Regions from separate parts of the Homo sapiens genome. Here region 1 is linked to region 2. The links are chromatin contacts, found by Hi-C or POLR2A ChIA-PET in ENCODE. All regions are on one chromosome and are shown on one strand. The core of a region is the stretch at or near the end of the contact, and the rest is flanking DNA. Distances in the headings are between cores, read along the strand shown.

Region 1 (3,577 bases), core at 940-3,439, 44 kb after region 2:
GCAGAACACCGAAGACCTTGGTTACATATGTAAAGTGCCATATGTTGCCACATAGCATTGTTATAAAGATGCTGGAGATAGAGCAGACTAAGTCAAAGACAGCTAAGTAGCTCCCTTCTGTACTTCATGCCTTTACCTGCCTGGCCCTCCGGGATGGAATGTGGAAAGCATAGATACTGCACAGCAGAGATGGATCCTTGGCAAAGGCTGGAGTAACAAGCTATGAATTGTTGATTGGGGACTAGGGTTGCACGAGACAAGCATGGAATAAAGGTGGCCAGAGGCACCTGCCAGAATGCCAGTTATGTGTCACAGCAGAAGCAAAGGTGATAAATGACAGCCACAAGTAGCACAGAACCTCATTTTACCAACCACTTTAATCTTATTCCCTCATCACATCTTTTAGATTAAAAGATGTTTGTTCATTAATTAAGGTTCCCCTTCCTGTAAAGTTTCTAGCTCAAAATCTAGTTAACCTAAAATGAAGTCAACTGAAAAATAATGGACAGGAAATTACATTAATGGCTCACCAATATCTAACAATCCCTTAGAAAGTAAGAGTTGGCTGCATAGAGATTCTTTTTGGAAAGGAGGTGGAATTGATTCCTTATAGCAAGTAAGTTTATTTGTTGTTTTGCTTAGTCAGGTTAAAAATTTCTATTTCTGTGCATTAACCGGTGATAATGACTGATACTTATTCTGTGGGCAGGCAGCCTGGACAGTTCTTTGGCTAGTCTTACCTGGGATCACTCCTGTGGCTGCAGTCATCTGAGTTCAACAGGACTAGGATGTCCAAGATGGCCTCTCTCTCATATCTGGCAGTGGGTGCTGGCTGTTGGCCAAGGCACCTTGGTCCATCTCTACGTGGCCTTTTGTCCTCCAGCAGGCTAGACTGGGCTTCTGCACAGCAGGTATTCTCACGGTTATAGGAGAGTGATAATGGGGGATTCAAAGCTTCTTAAGGCCTAAACTCTGGAAATCACACAGTGACATGTTCCCCATATTCTACTGGCAAAGCAAGTCATAACTCAGCCCAGATTAAAGGGATGGAGAAAAAGACTCTACCAAGGTAGCCAGACGAAAGGGGCTAATGAAGGGACATTTCAAGTTTGGGTAAGGGATTTTTCACAAAAAACAGCATGTGGTCATCTTATGCTGAGAACAGGGGTGAGACATATGGGAAGAGGCAGGAAAACCTTCTGCATGGAGTCCTAGGAATAGCTGGGGTGTCCCTCCAAGTGTACTGGGCACTTCCCACCCTGAACATCTATTATAGGACTAACACCATGCCATGCTGGGAAAATATGGTTTGTTCAGAGGACTGCAAAGCTTAGTCACTGCCCATCCTTGGCCATCCTACTCTCCCAACTGAAATAAGGAAACTGTAGGGAGAGTCAAAAAGAGCAGAAAAATAAATTGAGTACTGCAACTAGATGGAGGTGGGAAGCCAAACTGATGTTACAATTTTTCCCTCACTCCCAAATATACATATTAATATAGTCAAACACAGTGTCATCCCTTGAGGGCTGAGTGCTTCTGCTTTCTTTAAAGCAGATATTCTCAAATTCCACTCACTGGCTATTTCCAGTGGACTGTACATTCTTATTGCTTGTAGAGCAATAGTGCCCATGTTTAGGTTTGACCTTAAAAAATGTTTTTGCAAGAACCTATAACTTGTTCATACTTTTTTATTTTTAAAGTATACCTATTCATTTGTCTTTTTCAAAAGCTGGTGAATTTTCTTTGTAAAGATATGGGTAAGCTTGAAGTACTTTGTCCAGCATAAATGGGTCATAAACTGGCAGGGCAGAGGACCCCTACACTATGTGCAATTTTTATGCTTATAGTATGGAAGCATGTTTGGTAACAAAACTAAACTTTAATAATACACTGCTTAGCCCCATATAAAAATACCCCCTGGTAATAAAAATACTGTAACTGTGTAATAATCAATGCTATATTATCTTCTCAAGTTTATTTTGTATTAAAGAGATCATATATTTTTAAAAATTTTTAAAACGCCTCAACAGCTTCACGATGTGAGACCTGTTCCTGTAGTGTGTACCATTAAACCTCTAAAGTCCAGAATTGTACCTAACACTGGGTAGGAATCCAGCATACCATTTGTGAGTGAAAGGATGGTAATTATTATTATCATCTTGACAGCCAGGAACAGAGGTGGGTGGGTACCTGGAATCAGAGTCAAACAATAACTAAGAGTCAAACAATAACTAACAGGAATGATGCCGGATCCGTCCATTGAGACAATAATCATTCTGAGGTTTCTGTTGCAGTCTAGGAAAAATGGAGAAGGCTAGAAGGAGTATTTTAAACTGCTCCAGAACTTTAGATTTAGAAAGAATCTTGGCAGTCAACTCCTCTTCACAGCCAGTTCATTTTTCTTCTCTAGGGTGCCATTGGAGGGCACACTCCCTGAACACTTATGAGTGAAGAAACCCTCCTTTTCACCAGCCATTGGGTTCCTTTTCAAGTTTATTTTTTTAAAATTTTCTTTATATTGAAATCTGCCTCATTTAATTCCTACCTCTGGCCCTACGTTCTGTTTTTGGCACCAGATAGATAAAACCCATACTCTATTTTACACTCATTCAAATCATTGTATTTCCCCCACCGGTGAATATATTACCAAAGTTGGTTGAGTTTCATAATGCAAACCCAAAGGGAAAATTATCTTGAATAATCATATGACAATATGTGGAAAGTTTAGGGGCTGTGTACGCCACCTCATGGTTTTGAACTGTGTGGTTAAAGACGTTGAGAGTTGACAGATTAGTCAGGGATTTTTCAAGAGTATTAATTACAAACTTTGAAATCTTGGTCAGTGAAAGTTCATTTTAGTGCATCTTGCAAATACGATCAAAGGTCTTTTCAGTACTGATTTGATGATGCTTAACCACAGTGTGTGAAGAATGAAGTTTTTCATTAGAAATTACTGGTGTAATAGAGCACATTTTCAGGGAAGATGTATTGTTGGACTATTACAATTCATGCTCTTCCCCCACCATATCCCTACCCTCTATATTCCCCATCCCCTATTTCCTCCACCTTCCTCCTTGGGACCTCACTGAAAACCTGAAATGCTCTGAAAACCTGAAATGGCGTTTTGGACTGCTGCAAGGGAAACTGTGATCTTAACAACATCAGTGCGGCTCAGACATGACCACCATGTGAGGGCAAAGGTGGGGCTGGTGTAAGTGATGTTGTTAAACCTGTAAAAATAAACCATGAAAACCTGGGGATTTACTGTGATTTGGGGAGTGAAACAAATTTACCACTGGCCGAAAACTTGAAAAATGGAGTACAATGTGTAGATCAGAAGAAAAGAAAGCCGTCCCTCTGCCCTTGTGTAGTTTTAGAAAAACAATCTTATTAGTTTGGTAGCTTTTTTTCCTGAAAATAAAAAAAAAAATACATTGGCACCTAAGCCATGGAAAATGAAATAAAAATACACCAGTGCAGCTTCCAAAACACTGACTTGCATCTCCCTCTCCTATCCGCCGGGAATGTCTTATCCCTGCCTTCCAGTGGCTGCCAGAACCAAGGGCATCCGCGGCGT
Region 2 (3,819 bases), core at 1,174-3,673:
TTTACTTAATTATCTCTTTAAAAATCTTATCCTCAAACACCACTGGGGGTTGGGACTTAAACCTAACAATTTGGGAGGGACACAATTCAGTCCATAACACACAGCTTTTAACCTTCGAAGTAAAGACTCTAAGTCCAAAGTCAAGGACAGATGGGGAATTGGGGGTGACAGTAAGTTGAGTTGAAATCAACCCAATTTTGGATTTTAAAAAAAGTCAGGGAGAAGAGCCTGGCCATATGCTCCTCCATGAATCACCTCTCTGCATGCAGAAGAGGTAGGTATGATTCTGAGCCAGTCTACACAGTAGGTTATGTAGGAGCCCCAAAGGGAATAACCTTGCCTCTGCTTGCAAAGCTGTGCTTTTTGAATTTGCTCCTTCCCATTGGACATGGTAAAGGCACTGCAACACCACAAGGGGGACAGTGAGTTTGCCAAAGCATGGTAACCCACAGGTGCTGCAGCCAGCCCTGTGACCCCCCAAATAGAAGAAGAAGCATGTCCGTCGGCCTGCCCTCAGGACTCAGAAGCAGCAGGGCTCCAGTCCCCTCTCTGTCCAAGCGTATTCAGCATGCCAGTAAAAAGATGTCTTTGAGCTAAAAAACAGAACTACTCTTCGACCCAGCAAACCCATTACTAGGTATATACCCAGAGGAATATAAATCATTCTACCATAAAGGCACATGCACGTAAATGTTTATTGCAGCGCTATTCACAATAGCAAGGACATGGAATCAACCAACGTAGATGCCCATCAATGGTAGACTGGATAAAGAAAATGTGGTCCATATACACCATGGTATACTGTACAGCCACAAAAAAGAATGAGCTCGTGTCTTTTACGGGAACATGGATGGAGCTGGAGACCATTATCCTTAACAAACTAATGCAAATACCAGAACAGAAAACCAAGTACCACATGCTCTCACTTATAAGTAGGAACACATGGACACATAGAGAGGAACAACAGACACTGGAGCCTACCTGAAAGTGGAGGCTAGGAGTAGGGAGAGGAACAGAATAACTACTGGATACTAAGCTTAGTACCTGGGTGATGAAATAATCTTTACAACAAACCCCTGTGACACAAGTTTACCTATATTACAAACCTGCACATGTACCCACGATCCTAAAATAAAAGTTAAAAAAAAAAGTCTTTGCTTACCTTCTCCAGAGCTTTCCTCTGTCTCCCTTTGTGCTTGTTGATTTTACTTCTTGTAGATGGGTTTTCTGTACTTTTCATTTCCCGCCAGTTGAAGCGGCCAGGATACAGCTATGTTTCATCTTTTCAGTAAGGCAGAAAATAGCATGTGCCTTGGGTCTGACTGTCTGTGGCCTGTTCCTGCTTTCCCTCGTGGCCTGTATGTTTGATCCATTTCACCAGCGCATGGCCCACCGTTGCCTAACTGTGATACTCAGCTCCCCAACCTCAGGAAGAGAAATAGTCACCCCTGCTTCAGAACATGGTGGTGAAGAGAGCCATCTTGGGCTACTCAAAATCCAAAGACTTAGAAGGAAAAGCTCAGATTCATTCTCAACCCTCCTCTCCCCAGAGCACTTGGCTACCAGAAAGATCCAGCTGCCACTGCCTGTCACCTTTCTAAAGAAGCATAGTTTTTAAGACACAAGACTATTGAGCAGGTTGGATTTTAAAAATTGGGAAACATCTCCAAGCAGTTTGGAAGGAAAAGAGACTCTGATCTTGAATAACCTCCTCAGGGGATCAAAGAAAAAGACCCACTAAGATGAACATCCCCCCTCTTGCCCCATTCAGGTTAAGTATAAATAAGACTTGCCCACCTTGGGAGACCTGAGCTCACACCTGCTGCTGATGACATGGAGGAGACTGAGCAGGGGAGCCACAGGGATTAGAGATGGGCATTGTTCCAGTCTGGCCCAATTTTTATTCACTTTCCTATTGCAAGGAATGCCCTTAGAAATTGCAAAGCCATTGCATTTTGCTAATGCTAACAGAAATTCCTTAAACTAGGAGATTGTGCCACTGCCCATCAATTTTACAAGGCAATAATGCAGATCCCAAGTGGCTAAAGTCTGAGGCAGAAGGCAGAGCACTTCATCACAGTGAGAGAACTGGGTTGTTGCTGGGGGAAGCTGTTCTGATATCACGCTGGTATTACCATGCATTAATAAGCTTTGTTCATCTTCTCTGACACTGGAGGGCCAACCCTTTTGCTTCATCTTCCTGCTTATTATGCAGCTCAGGCCATGGAGATGGGCTGCCTGCTTGTCATAAATTGTAGGCAAACTCCCTTCGTTCTGTTGTTGGTCCCAGTGGGCTTGAGCTCCTGGGAACCAAGGCTTTCAGTTCCACAAATGCACACTGAGCCCTGATGCCAGGCTAGGCCCTGTGGGGAACTCCAAGATACATGAGCCACAGTTCCTGCCTTTGTGATCGTGTTGTGGTCAGGGAGAAAGTCACATGGCCTAATAATTATACCAACAGGCAGAATGTGTAACAGACAGGAAAACAAACAGCTGTGGGAACTCAGGAAGGGAAGGAGTAACTTTCAATGAAAGAACAGGGAGATCCTTGGACAAGGTTTCAGTACATAGACACTTAGAGAATGCAGCCGTTTCAGCCTGGAATTTGCCATAGCAAAGAAGAGGGAGCCCAGAAATAAGAAGATGACACACGAAATATATGTATATGTAACCAGAATAATTTAACCATCCTAAAATAATCCTTTATGCTATGGCTCCATAATTGTTCTCTCTCTCTTCCAGCAGCCCCTGGTAACCAATGATCTATTATTCTTCATCACTATAATTTTGTCTTTTTGACAAAATTCCATATAAATGTAATCATACAATCTGTAAACTTTTGATATGGACTTCATTCACTCCGCATGATGTCTTTGAGATTCAGCCAAGTGGTTGCATTCATCAACAGTGAATCATTTTCATTGCTGAGTACTGGTCCGTTGTGTGGATTAGCAGAGTTTGTTTTTCCATTCACCCTTTGAAGGACATTTGGGTTATGTCCAGTTTTTGACAATTGTGAGTAGAGCTGCTATAAGTATTCATGTACAGATTATTATGTGAACATAAATCTTCATTTCTCAAGGACCAAGTTTCTTACCTCAACATTGGCACTGCCAACCTTGACATCTGGGGCCAGATACTTTGTTGTGAGGGAACTGCCATGTGCATTGCAGAATGTTTAGTTTATCCCTGGCCCCTACTGATGCCAGTAGAACTCTGCCAATTGTGGCAATCAAAATGTCTGCAGACACTGACAAATGCAAATATCATCCACACCTGAGAACCACTGCTCTTGGTTAAATACCCAGGAATGAATTTACTGGATTATATGGCAAGCATATAACTTTAGAAGAAACTTTTTGTTCCTGATGTATGAGAGATCCAGTTACTCAGCATCCTAGCTGACACTCAGTATTGTGTATTTTTTATTTTTCCTATTCCAATAGATATATAGAGGCATCTTACTGTGGTTTTAGTTTGCATCTCCCCAGTAGCTGATGCTGTTGAAAATCTTTCGATGTGCTTGTTTGCCATATGTATCCCCTTTAGTGAAACTGATAAAATCATTTTCCCATTTTTAATTGGATAATTTGTTTTCCTACTGTTGAGCTTTGAGAGTTATTTATAGATTCTAAATACAAATTCTCTTTTGGATATGTGACTTTTGCAAATATCTTCTCCCATTGTATAGTATGTATTTTCATTTCCTTATCAGTGCCTTTTGCAGAGAAAAGTTTTTTATTTTGATGAAATCCAATTTATCCATTTTTCTCTTTCATGAGTTATGCTTTTGATGCCAAACCTAAGAACTCTTCGTTA

The links. Hi-C counts contacts between places; a loop is a spot of excess contacts on that map. ChIA-PET counts read pairs that join two places held with the same protein, here RNA polymerase II (POLR2A). Pooled maps may share reads with other maps.
Region 1: a pooled map shows a loop between it and region 2 (6-fold over the local background). The contact joins the promoter of ACOXL-AS1 here to the enhancer-like site in region 2. A Hi-C loop is called at or near these places in 2 of 168 maps with a recorded cell type or tissue (PC-3 and endothelial cell of umbilical vein), 6 of 37 single-sample maps with no recorded cell type and 6 of 50 pooled maps. POLR2A ChIA-PET finds 5 or more read pairs at or near these places in 6 of 52 experiments (MCF 10A, OCI-LY7, PC-3 and 3 more).

Annotation. Positions count from the first base shown.
Region 1 is chr2:111,113,399-111,116,975 of GRCh38, forward strand. It overlaps ACOXL-AS1 (ACOXL antisense RNA 1), which reads right to left and starts at 2,190. Exons shown (of 4, transcript NR_122074.1): 1 at 2,122-2,190; 2 at 741-900. The region is part of intron 17 of ACOXL (acyl-CoA oxidase like); the gene reads left to right.
Region 2 is chr2:111,069,513-111,073,331 of GRCh38, forward strand. The region is part of intron 16 of ACOXL (acyl-CoA oxidase like); the gene reads left to right. Among named protein-coding and RNA genes, the nearest start is that of ACOXL-AS1, 44 kb to the right of the region's middle. Within about 2 kb of position 2,424, at least 9 of the 41 ENCODE cell types and tissues checked have a DNase peak (open chromatin) inside an H3K27ac peak, as active enhancers do; they include OCI-LY7, PC-3 and endothelial cell of umbilical vein, where a contact is called at or near this core.